Linked DNA regions of Homo sapiens: region 2 is linked to region 1. The links are chromatin contacts, found by Hi-C or POLR2A ChIA-PET in ENCODE. All regions are on one chromosome and are shown on one strand. The core of a region is the stretch at or near the end of the contact, and the rest is flanking DNA. Distances in the headings are between cores, read along the strand shown. Region 1 holds the start of GSTO1 (glutathione S-transferase omega 1). Region 2 overlaps SLK (STE20 like kinase).

Region 1 (6,769 bases), core at 1,128-3,627:
CATCTTGGACTTGTAGCCTCTAGAACTGTGAGGCAACACACTTCTGTTATTTAAGCCACTCTGCAGTACTTTGTTACCCTAGTCCTAGCAACTGAATACAGGGGTGGAGCCAGGATCAAAACAGGCAGGGTGCTCCAACACTTGGTGCTTTTCACCTCATTCTCTGCTCCTCCCATAATAGGGCTAATCAAAATAAAAATAGACATCTACCCCAATCTCACCCCAATAAATGGCACAGGAGTTACCAGCTTTCAAATCTAGGCAAACAAGGAAATCATTGAATAGTCTTTTTCCTCATCTGTATGATGGCCCTGGAACCCCTCTTTCCTGACCCCTAAGTTAAAAGAGCTGTTTGAGAGGACTCTCTGGCCAGACCTTTATTCCCAGACCCAAAACTAAATTCACTCATGCCACCTGCTTGATTCTGAGCCTGTGCCCTTATTGTAACTGAAATGCAGGTTCAGTTGCTTCCCGCTTTCAGAGTCCAATTATTAATAAGAAGAGCAAAGTCTGGTATAAAGAAAGTGATTTTTTATTCCAAAGCTAGCTTAGGGGGAGCAAAACAGGCTTCCTGCCTTAAGGGTACCACTTTGCTTCTGGGGCAGAAAGCAGGGGCTTTTAAAGGGGGCAGTTGGTATGAACTGCATGCTGGGGAGGGAGCGAGTGGGTGGGGGTTCGCATGACTCACTTTGGTGCTTTATCTGCTGGGTTGTGCCATCATGGGCAGAAGTCATTTGTAAAGTGGCCTTGTCTCAGGCATACTTTTGGATGTAAATGGACTGTTATCTCTGGAGGCAGTCTCCTGGGGGGTGAGAGTCCTGCTCTGGAGCTTTTAAGTAAACACCCAGTTAGATAAGCTTGCCCTGTAGGGAGTGTCAGGTGAAGGGAAGGTAAAAGATGATAATTGCATTTCTAAAGAGCTAAGTAGGAAGTGGGGAACAGGGAGAAAGGAGGAAACAGAGAAGATGGGAGAAATAAATAATGTAAAAAATAACTCATCCTCTATCTCTTAGAAAAATGGGAGTACTGTTATATTACCAGGGCTCCAAAACACAAATGTTTAATAAGTGGGAGAGTTTTGAAAGCAGCACCATTATTCTGAGGTTGATAATATCCAGGTTTGTGCTGTCTCCTATGGGTTAAAATGAAAAGGATGTATCCTACAGGTGACGGTAGGGACAGAGGCCCTCCCAGTAGTCACGTTAAGCTAGTACTGACAGAAAAAGGAAAAGCCTGTCCAGGTGGCTGGGCAACCCTGCAGCGAGGCATAGATGAGCTTGTAAATCAAAGGAAATGACCAAGGTGAGTCTCAATCCTTTTAGAGGTTTATTTTGCCAAGGTTGAGGACACATCTGAGAAAAAGGAACACAAAATCACAGGAACATCTGTGATCTGTGCTCTTTCCAAAGAGGGCTTGAGGACTTCAATATTTAAAGGGAAAGAGCAGGCAGTAGGGGAAAGTGGAAAGTAAAAAGGGAAGGTAGATAAAAGGGGAGAGTAGTTGCATTCTTTGGGGCCTTTGATCAGCATTCACTGAATGCGCATGTTACATTCGTGAAAGGAGGTCGTAGAGGAATAGTCAGTTATGCATTCGTCTAGTGCTTGGTGAATCTGCATTTTTACAAGATTAAATATAGGGTAGAGGAAGCGGTCAAATTGCATTTTTCTCCAGCGAGAGGAAGGATGACTCCTAGACCTGTCTTTGTCCCATACTTGGGAAGATAAGCTGTTAGTTTACATTGCCAAGATGAAATTCAACTGATCTGTTTTAGAGTAAAGATCTTGCGGGCCAACAAGGAATTTCCTTGGGGAGGTGTGTGGCCTTTGATCTTTGTAGCTATTTAGCAACAAAATGGGAGGCAGTGTTGCCTGACTCAGTTTCCAAGCTTGACTCTTCCCTTTGGCATAGTGAGTTTGGAGTCAAGAGATTTTTATTTTCCCTTCACAAGCTGAACAGGAGCCTTTGGAGAGAACGCTCTGGACCGGTGAGTGAGCCATGAGGTCGGGCCACAGGCTCTGAAGTCGTGAAGCCTTGGGACGGAGCGGGTGGTGCTTCGAGGTCAGTGTCACGGGAGGGAGGTCAGGGTCAGGGTCAGACGTGGAGCCCCGTGGAGTGCGGAGTGGTGACCCCTTCGTTCGGGGGCGGAGGGATGACTGAGCATTTATAACTTTTGTGTATCTCCCCGTGGGTGCAGCCCTTGGCCAGCGAGATGCTTTGACACAGCCCCTTAAGATGTTTTAAGGGCTATCCCATAAAGCCGGGAAGGCACAACGGGTGGAGCTGGCGGCCGCCGGGGGCAGGCACTTTTGAGCTAAGGAGGAAGCGGGGGAGGGAAGGAGGGCGGGAAGGACGCGCCACCTACTTCCTGAATCCCCTGCAAACCCCAGAGGAGCTCGGCCTGCGCTGCGCCACGATGTCCGGGGAGTCAGCCAGGAGCTTGGGGAAGGGTGAGGCCTGCCCGCCGCGAAGAGGGGGTGATCTCGGCGACCCCCGGCGGCATGTTCGAGGCTGCTCCGGGAGCCCAGCCGCCCGGGAGCGCCCCACCGGCGGGGAACGGGTCGGAGCTGCAGTGGGACGCGGGGGCGGTGGGATACGGGGGGTCTCGACACCTCTCTGGGCCGTAATCGCCTTCGCTTCTCCCCGGCAGGAAGCGCGCCCCCGGGGCCGGTCCCGGAGGGCTCGATCCGCATCTACAGCATGAGGTTCTGCCCGTTTGCTGAGAGGACGCGTCTAGTCCTGAAGGCCAAGGGAATCAGGTGGGCACCCAGGCGGGGGACGCTCCCCGAGCCGTCCGGGAGCCTGCTGCAGGCGGCGGGGTGGGGTGGGGTCTCAGCCCCCTTCTACCCCCCTCCCACCAGCGTCCTTTACTGCACATTAAACTATTCTCGGCCCTTTGGAAAATAGCAAGTTATAGGCCATTCCCCTAGGAAAAATAGGCCACAGATTCCAACGGTCTAGGACACCTCATTTAGATTAACCAACCATTTAATGGATTAGAAAAGCTGAGGCTCCAGTGATGTTAGTGATTTGCCCGGTAATAACCGGCAGCAGCTCTTTTAGCTTTGGTAGGTCACGAATTCCTGGTCCAGAGTCCTTTCGCTTTCGCCCTATTGTGATTTCCCGTTCTTATTCCAGCTTAACTGTTAGTTGTTATTCTGAATGTATTGTTCCCTCCTAGAATAGTAATTTACCCCAGTACAGCAGAGTTTAGACCCTGACCCTCCTAGGGTAGTGCTGAGTTTACTGCACATATTCCTGTGGATTGGGCTGTTGGTTGAGTCAAATAGAGGGAAGTGTCTGTCTAGCTCATCCTTCTGCAGAGCCTGTTTTGAAACTAGCATAGTTTTTGACTTACGGGCTATCCACAGGATATGTGCAACAGTCACTTGACTTTTCTCTGACACCAAGTATCCATTGGAACCACTTCCCTTCCCATGACCTTTGGATGTCTGTTGATTAGACATTTATTAGATACCTTTGGTGTGGAAGGTTCTGTGGAAGTTTAAAACAAACCCCCTATTCTTAAGGAATTTTCTGTCTGTGTGCTTAGTGTTTGTGAACTAATTTTAGTCTTCTAAGGGGATAATCTTTAGGGGTAGGCAATTATTTTCCCTAAAAGAAAGGTAAAATGCATTTAAAAAATACATTTGAAGGGGATTTGTCATTACTTCACTAAGAAATGCATCTCATTTGGATGAGATTATGATTCTGAACACATAGAGTACTTACTATTTCATAATGTTTCTCAAAAACACTGTCATATTTGCTGTGATAGAACTCTTTTATTGTACTAAGAGAAATCTAATGTAACCAAAATTGAAAAAAGACATTTTTTGGTACTCATTTATTTGAAAAGTCCAGGAGCATGACACAGCTGGATTCAGAGGCACAAAGTCCTGGGTTATGTGCTTCACCCTGGACCTTTAGTTTGAAAACAACCCTACCTTATTTACTGGGGCAGTTTTCCAAAGGAACATTGAAACTATCTTCCCCTAATAGTGTGGGGTAGAGGGGAGGAAGAGAGTGGTTAACAGCTTCCAGACAGTGCAAACAACAAAGGTCTACTACATTAATAGACCAGTTTTAAGCTTGAGCCCGAGGAGGCTTTTACTGGGAAAGTACTAGATTTTAACCACATGATATGACTTAACAAAGCATGGTTTTCTCTAAAAGATGCATCTTCCAACTTGCTGTGGCAGGTGTGTAGACTTGTTGGCTCACAATGCCAGCTTACCAAAATTCATGTGTGTTCTGACATACTTTTTTTTTTTTAAATAACAAAAGCCCAGGATCTTTTTGTTTTCATAGTAACAAAAGTTTTTGTTTTATAGTTCAAAAATGTTGATAATTCTTTGGCAAGGAGCCAAATAATTTTTTTTTTTTTTGCAATGGCTGGTACTTAAGTGTCCAGTATTGTCAGCACATGAACCTTTTAAATTACATGCACACCTGTGCTCATGTTCAAATTGGATGTTCCTTTGTTTACATGGGGGATTATGTATTTAAATCCTCAAATGAAATGCTGTTCTAGCTACAGCTGTGGATGGGAAAATAGAAAACAAAAGGTATTGGTGTCTATTTTTTTTTTAGTAATCTGTTCTATTGAACATTTATTCAGCCTTGACAATCATATGGACCTAGCTCCTTTCTCTTAGTTCCTCTACAGTCTCAGGCAACATACAAGATAGACCTAAATACAATCTGACTATAGCCTGGACTTCACCTGTTTTCTTCCTTTTTGGTTTACTTTGTATGATTTACTCAGACAACATTTTTTAAAAAATCAGTACATGGAGATTTAATCTGAAAGCTTATTTTGTGGGTGGATTTTTTTTTTTTTTTCGAGACAGGGTCTCGCCCTGTCACCCAGGCTGGAATGCAGTGGTGCAATCATGGCTCACTGCAACCTCTGCCTCCAGGGCTCAAGCAATCTTCTCACCTCAGCATCCGGAGTAGCCGAGACTACAGGTGAGTACCACCACACTTGGCTAATTTTTATATTTTTTGTAGAGATAGGGTTTCATCATGTTGCCCAGGCTGGTCTTGAACTCCTGGGTTTAAGCAATCCGCCCACTGCAGTCTCCCAAGGTTCTGGGATTACAGATGTAAGCTACCAAGCCTGGCCTTGTGGGTGGATTTTAAGGATTCCTTAATATCTTCATAAAAACCAAGAAACTTTTTACTCAAATTAGCAAAATAAATTGAATTTTATGTTGGTTCTCATATAGTGGATAGTGGACACAATTCAATTAGTTGCCTCATATGATTTATAACTAAGATACCTCTTAGCCATAAATGGAGTATCTTATTGACAATTTTGAAGCATTTCCACAGATTTATTCATTCATTTATATGAAATATTTCAAAACAAAAATATTTACTGAGTCCTTATTTGAAACTTTTTATTTTCTTCAGAGCATTTATATCTATATAGCATTTTGCTCATTTACATGTTTGTTTATTACTATGAACAGATACACAAGATCCCACCTTTCGTGAAGCTTACATTCTAGGAAGATAACAAACTTGTAAATAAGTGAGCAAAGTAATTTCAGATACATATTATCAGTTCAATGAAGAAAGTAAAACATGATAATCATGTAATAGAAGCTGCTCAGCAACTTCAGAGCTATGGTCAGGGAGGGCCTGGGGATGTGTGTTTGACCTGGGAAGACCTGGGAAAAGGCAGGCAGAGGAGGCAGAGGACCATCAAGTGCAAAGACTCTAAGGTGGAAACACATTTGGCAAATTCAAGGAATATAAAAACCGCCAACGTGTAAAAGAAAACATAGGGGAAAAGCTTCATGACACTGGCCTTGGCAATGATTTCCTGGACATGACACCAAAGACCAGGCAACAAGACCAAAAATAAACACATGAGACTACAGCAAACAAGCTTCCACACAGCAAAGGAAACGATTAACAGAGCAAAAAGGCAACCTATGGAATAGGAGAAAGTACTTGCAAACCACATACCTGGTAAGGGGTTAATCTCCAAAATACATAAGGAATCTCTACAACTCAACAACAAAAAAACCTGATTTTAACATGGGCTAAGATCTTACATAGACACTTCTCAGGCTGGGCATGGTAGCTCACGCCTATAACCCCGAGGCAGACAGTTCACTTGAGCCCAGGAGTTCAAGACCAGCCTTGGCAACATGGCAGAATCCTGTCTCTACAAAGAAATTAGCTGGGTGTGATGGTGCACGCCTGTGGTCCCAACTACTCGGGAGGTAGGAGGATCGCTTTAGCCCAGGAGGTCGAGGCTGCAGTGAGCTGCGATCAAGCCACTGTACTCCAGTCTGGGAGACAGAGTGTCAAAAAAAATTAAAAATTAAAAAAATAGACATTTCTTCAAAGAGGATATAAAAATGGGCAACACATATATGAAAAAGTTCTTATCACTAATCATCAGGAAAATGCAAATCAAAATCACATAATAACCTCACACTTGTCAAGATGACTATAATGAAAAAAGACAAGTGTTAGCAAGGATGTGTAGAAATCAGAACCTTTGCACACTGTTGGCGGGAATGTAAAATGGTACAGCTGCTATGGAAAACAGTATAGATGTTCTTCAAAAAATTAAAACTAGAACTACCATGTGATTCAGCAATCTCACTACTGGGTATATATCCAAATTAAATGAAATCAAGTTCTCAAAGAGATATTAGCACTCTCACGTAGACTGCAGCACTGTTCACAACAGCATAATGTCAATGTCCATCAGCAGATGAATGGATAAAGAAAATGTGTTAATGCTAT
Region 2 (6,370 bases), core at 1,651-4,150, 230 kb before region 1:
GTACAAAGCTTATGATCTTAAAAAATTGAGCAGGCGTGTCTTCTTGAGGATTATATACAAAGAAAGTGTTTTGGACAAGTAGTTTTATCTTGGCTGTCAGCATAAATTCTATATATAATACCAGCACATAGCAATTTCTTTTTCCCTTTCTTTTTAAGACACTGGAAGAAGAGTTTGCCAGGAAACTACAGGAACAGGAAGTATTCTTTAAAATGACTGGGGAGTCTGAATGCCTTAACCCATCAACACAGAGCCGGATTTCCAAATTTTATCCTATTCCCAGCTTGCATTCCACCGGATCATAACAAAGGGAAGCATTCTGTGCGTGGGTTTGGCTCTTTCAGTATGTCATTCTGTTCTCATCTTCTGCCACAGTCTCTCAGATAGCTCATGAAGACAATCACCTGCCTCACCTTCTAGGTGTTTTCCTTTTTTGTTTTTTTTGTTTTGTTTTGTTTTTAAGCAAAGATGAAGGGAAAACGAACTAAGACAGACGCTAGGCCATGTTGGCAAAGTAGCATCTTGGTGACTAAGGTGACTTTGTATATTCATCTTAAAAATTATGTTCTTTAGACACTGCTACCTGAAAACTGTTGGAGAAATAATGTTTAAAGTTATTTAAGAAAAACTGTTACATCACTAAGTATTAATAAATTCTTCTTACCTGACGTAACTTCTCAATGCCTAAATTCTGTAGTTGAAGCTCTGCTGCAGAGAGTTGGGATAATTTTCTTTTGGTGGATCAGCTCTCATAAAAAAGCTATGATTTGCTCAAATATGCTGTTGACTCAGTAAATGAATATATTTTTTTCTTTAAATAGGAACAACCTCTTTTAAAAGAGAAAAATTATTTCAGTGATTTGTCAAAACGAATTACCTCTTTTGGCATGAGCTAATAATTGAGGGTGCTAATTTTCTTAAGATAGTGCCTAAAACACTAAATTTCAGTCAAGTCGTAAGTAGGATTTTCTTTTTGATCAACAGGGACAAAAACATCTTTAGAATTAAAAACATGGTTGTTTTGGAATTTTTGCTTCTCTTACCGTTTGATAGAAATTTTCATCCTAAAATACATGTACAAAGTTTGGAAAGATGAAAAAAAGAGGTAGCTTTTAGATTGCAAACTGGAAATGTAAAACTCATGAAATTTAAGCAATATAGGTTTAGCTATCTGTGTTTATTTTCTAAAATAATACCTGAGCTGGTTAAATGATTTCTCTCCATCTTAGCTAATTCTGTTTAAAACTCTGTCAGAGGCCTGCAGGCTGTGAGTTATATTTATAAATATATCTTCAGAAATTAATCTTAAAAGAGGCATTAGTTCAGAATACTTTTTTAAAAGTTTAAATTAAATATTTAGGCACGTCAGGAATTACTTTTCCTTATTTTGAAATGAGGCTACTTATGTCTTGGTTTTATTTTGTTCCATGTTTAAATCATTCACTTTGATTTGAGTGGGAAAAGCCTGAAGCCTTTATCATGTGGTTGCTGGTGTGTGTAATTATTAATGAAATGTTCACTCCTAGTCCCTTATGAGGCTTAGAATTTCAACCACGTGTCAGGTCAGACAGTATTATAAACTGTACTTTGCTGTCTGAGACAGCACATTTGTGAATGATGCTTGCTGCCTGCCATTTTCAACCTATTCTCTCTTAAGAGTGCTAGGTACCAAATTGTGAAAGTTTGTTTTCAGTTATATTACTTTTGAGGCTGGTGAAAAATTTAAATGTAACTTTGTGGGAACACTGATTCATATTTAGAAAATGTAAATGTCTGTAGCACTTTCTTGCAGTTAATTTGAAAACTTTGGATGCTGAACCTTGTTTGTCAGTGATTTAGATGATTTAAAAATGCATGTGTGATTTGAATTTTATAATTGTTTTGACAAGCATAATTTACTTGGACAACTTCGTAGGTAGCCTTAACTTCTGGCCAAGTTTGTTTTTTATATAAATATATATACATATATACATATTATGTATGGTTGTAAATTCATACACTTATCACATGAATGTGTTACTGTATACAAAACTCTTAATGCTTTATTCTCAAATGCTGGGTTGAAAAATGTTTTGAAAGCCTTTTAAAATATATATCTTTATAAAGTAATATTCAGGATGATGATAAAAATTGTTTATATTGTTATGATAAAAATGACAGTATAATGTTGCCCAGTGTATTTAATGATTTATTTGAAGAGGGATTGGGAAGGAACGTCTTCATACCACTTTCTCCTTTGAAATTTTCAGTTTATTGACTTTTAAAAAATGAATACCTCAGGCAGTAGACATTTTTTTTCTAGTATCATTTAATTGATACCCTGTGCGCTAAATAGTGTGTGGTGCCTGATTAATTTGGTCTGAATATTTGATTCTTTCTGTTCCTTTCAACTTGACATTCAGATTATTGACTCAAGGAGAGAGGCTCAGAGTGGAATGGTTGGCGCTGTGGGTAAGGTTGGATCTCCCTTAAAACTGCCTTTTGGATTCAGTGTTTGTGCTTGAGTTCGCTTTCAAATATGACCATAATCGTGTGGGTGCAAGACTGTACAGTGATACATATGTAGAGGTAAAGCATTCATTTTAATACTTAAAGTTATATAAATCTTTTCAAAAAGTGTTTTGTTATAAAATACGCTGTTTGTACCCATACCAGCCCACCTCTTCTGAGGCCCTGTATTCAAATAGATGATAGTGATCTATCTTTCCTGCATGAAGTGTAGGTGGCGAGTGGGCGAGGGGCGCAGACTTCTTTGAAATCGAAGGGTACAGTCAAATCTACTGCTGATTTGGTTGTTTTGTTGCTGTGGCAGAATATGCCATGAAACACATACAGACTTCTCCGAACGTGCACCCTCATCAGCCACCTCCTCCCCTCTTTCCCTGAGTGCTGTGAACACAGCAGACCTGCACACTTCTGCAGATCCAGCTCCTACAGCTTGGGGCACTAGGCTGCCTTTCCTAGTCCTGTCAACAACCATACAGTGCGAATTGCTGAATTAGCTGCTATTCTATGTGGAGTCACATTAAGCTTTTTCTTATCTTTTTCTATGGGGAAGCTATAGGGTGGGTAAGGAAAAAATGTTGAATGCTTTTACTTTGCTGAAAATATTAGAACTCTCTTGTGACAGGATACAGCAAATTATAATTAAATATAAATTACCAGAACCAGAGCTACCTCTAAGTCATACTTCCTCAAGCACAAAGCTCTCAGGCATATGAGACCCACCTTAATGAAGGGTCTCTGATTTCTTGAGCATCAGCGAGTTTCAGAAGTGACTATTTTTTTGTACTCTTCTAGTTTCCTTGTAACTATACACTTTTTCCCATTCCACACTGTGCTTAAATGACAAAGACTCTTCTGAGAAGCCAAATTCTGTCCAAGTATTAACTAGAGATATTGTTGATTAAAGAAAATCTAGAACTGAAGTGAAAGAAGAGAGTTCCAGTTCTAATAGTCTTTTGATTAACAATTCTTTTCTGAGAAATGATTTTTATAAGAAATGGGGTGATTCTTTAAATGCTTTTCTTAAGTTGAAGGCACAACAGTTAATGGCTGTATTGTTGCTATTCCGTTGCTGACATGTTTTTGATAAAGCTTTAACATTCCTGCTACTAATTTTGGCGGAGAGTGTTTGCCAGGTTTCAATGTGGGCTGCAGCTTTTTGTGCTCCTTCTCTGGTTTGCAGTGTAATGAGTTCATAAGCTAAATTTTCAGAAAGAATTTTGTTTAAGATTATGCCTCTTATCTACTTGAGAGCAACATGTCTTTTCAATCATGGGATTGACACATGAAAAATAAAGTTATTTCTTAATCAATTTTGGGAAGCAGTCTTTTATTGAGAATCTTTGAAACTGGAGTGTCCTGCCTGAGAACACTTTGCAGTTGTTGGTCCTAGTTATATTGTAAAACTTGCAGTCCCCGCAGGTCTTCTGACCCTTCCAGAGTTAGTATTCCTAGCTGTGTGTAGTCCACAGCATACACGCAAACACACACACACTCAAATGTAGTTTTTAGTGATAACTTGCTGGGGGTTGTCTTTCAGAATGCAAACCCCTCCTTTGGGAGGTGCTTAAAATATTTCTATCAGCCTATGTATATATGTGTATGTTTTTAATTTCTTTTCCTCTTGGGATGGATGATTTTTCTCACCAAGCATTTCACAAATCATATGACCTCACTTCTGCAAAAATAGTCTCTTCGTCATTGATAACGTTCATGCAAGATTCAGTAGACGCTAGGCAGCATCACTCGGCACGTGTCCAGCTGGAGGGAGGCATGGAGTGTCATTTTCTAATCTGGGAGCGTTGTGCACTATTGAGCTCATTCTTGACTTAAAAAAAAAAAATGAAACAAAAGAGGCTAACATCCATTGCCATCCAGCTGAGGACATAACCTCATATCTGCCCATCCTCTTTCTGAGTTTTGTCCAGAGAAGGTAGTAAGTTTGGACTTGTACCCTATTTTACTTGAGCTAAAACTTGATGAAGACTTTGGGTATCTTAGGTAGATCTAGTAACAAGGAAAAAACTCCTATGTCTTGATTAATCAAGATAAGGATCACTATTAAAGGGGATATAATACTTGAACCCCTAAAGCTACTTTTTTTTAAAGGGTCAAAACATCTTTTTCCCCCCTTTTTTTGGAAGTTACTTTTAATAAGTGTAAAAGCTACAATTAAAAAGTAAAAAATTCAGCCTTTGGGTAAAACTAATGAATTCTTTTGAAAAAAAATTATTTAAAAAGCACAATTCCTTTATTATACACAATAGTTTTGCTTAGTAAAACTCAAGTTGTTTGAAATCTGGAGGCTGTATGAACTAATTTTTATTTTATTTTTGTTTTATTTTTTGAGATGGAGTCTTGCCGGCTGGAGTGCAGTGGCACGTTCTCAGCTCACTGCAACCTTCACCTCCTGGGTTCAAGTGATTCTTCAGCCTCAGCCTCCCGAGTAGCTGGGATCACAGGTGCCCGCCACCATGCCGGCTAATTTTTTTGTATTTTTAGTAGAGATGGGGTTTTGCCATGTTGCTCAGGCTGGTCTCGAACTCCTGGGCTTAAGCAATCTGCCCGCCTCGGCCTCCCGAAATTCTGGGATTACAGGCATGAGCCACCGCGCCCAGCCTTATTTTTAAAAAATTCTCATTAATTCATAGCAGGCAATTATCAGGATATAATAAAAGAGGCAAAAAGACCACGTAGAGTGTGTAGTGCTTGACTGGTTGTTGCCGTTAGCGGTTGTTTGATATAGAGGAAACAAGTGGAGTGTTTTTTCTGGGATAATATGAGATACTCAGCAGAGACCTTATGGAAAATAAAGTCTTTTTAGAAGAGTAGTGGTGTAGAAATAGATGCAATTTAATCCCATTTTTAATTATCCAGCAATTTGAGAGTCACAACTTGTAACAAATTCACAAAGTGGCTAAGTAGAGTCTCTTCTCAATTGGAGTGTCTGATTTTACTGTGCATTTCTTTGGGGCATTTGAGATTTGTACATTTTTCTTTAATAGAAGTTTCTATATTCCATATATTACTTGCCCTACAATCATAATTCCATTGCCCCAGGATAAAGCACTACCTAATTGCAAGTAATCTTCTTGCTCATTTGTTGCATGTTTATTTCAAATAACTTATGCTTGGGGAAAACTTTCATGTGCTTTGTAAAATCCCCAGATTGAGTTCATAGTTGCAGGTATCTAAAGATTTGCCTTTGAAGACCTCAGGGATTGAATGAAATACCAGAAGCTATGCCCCAAAATACAACCACTTTTGTTTTCTTGTGTTTGTAATAAACAGTGTTAGAATCAGACCCAATTAACCCAGACTATTTTTTAATCTTTCTTTGGTCAGACGAATCACATTAAACATGATATTAGAAAAAAAAACTTCTTTAATGGGAAATTTTACGATTGAAATGATGTTTCATCTTATAGACCACAAACAAATGTTTTTAGACATTGAAAAGTGGTTAAAGACCAACTGCGCCCAGTCCCCCAAGTGCCATTTTCTGAGTGCAGAATGGAGGGTGACGTCTTGAGCTGATGCTGTGTCCCCAGCATCAGGTTTTCTGTTTTCCCTCTTCTCCCTTTATTCCTTCCTTGTCCATTGCCCTCAACCTTCTTTTTCTGTTTGCTCTGGCCTGGTTCAGTATAACATATCCATGAACTCTAGTATGGGCCTACGGACAATCATAGCTACAATCAGACTTTCTAAGCAAATGGGAATGTGATATACATATAACCATTAGAAACCCTATCATCACCTCCTAGAGGGGAAGTGAATTTCTTAATTTTTTTAGTTGCAAGAGTCACTTCTTAGCCAACTGACTAGAGAATGCAGAATGAACAGGGGAGGAAGGAGCTGATGGCAC

Evidence for each region. A loop is a pair of places that touch in the nucleus more often than their neighbours do. ChIA-PET counts read pairs that join two places held with the same protein, here RNA polymerase II (POLR2A). Pooled maps may share reads with other maps.
Region 2: a loop to region 1 is called in a map of gastrocnemius medialis, with 3 times the contacts of the local background. The contact joins the enhancer-like site here to the promoter of GSTO1 in region 1. A Hi-C loop is called at or near these places in 1 of 168 maps with a recorded cell type or tissue (gastrocnemius medialis) and 1 of 50 pooled maps. POLR2A ChIA-PET finds 5 or more read pairs at or near these places in 2 of 52 experiments (WTC11 and naive thymus-derived CD4-positive, alpha-beta T cell).

What each region holds. Positions count from the first base shown.
Region 1 is chr10:104,252,515-104,259,283 of GRCh38, forward strand. GSTO1 (glutathione S-transferase omega 1) reads left to right here and starts at 2,378. Exons shown (of 6, transcript NM_004832.3): 1 at 2,378-2,448; 2 at 2,649-2,757. The coding sequence starts at 2,415. All of the region lies in intron 1 of LOC124902497 (a long non-coding RNA gene), which reads right to left. RefSeq lists enhancers at 1,546-2,060, 2,395-2,454 and silencers at 2,525-2,784, 3,275-3,324.
Region 2 is chr10:104,025,416-104,031,785 of GRCh38, forward strand. SLK (STE20 like kinase) reads left to right here. Exons shown (of 19, transcript NM_014720.4): 19 at 159-3,818. The coding sequence ends at 305. COL17A1 (collagen type XVII alpha 1 chain) reads right to left here. Exons shown (of 56, transcript NM_000494.4): 56 at 5,871-6,370. Among named protein-coding and RNA genes, the nearest start is that of MIR936, 20 kb to the right of the region's middle. Within about 2 kb of position 2,901, at least 5 of the 41 ENCODE cell types and tissues checked have a DNase peak (open chromatin) inside an H3K27ac peak, as active enhancers do.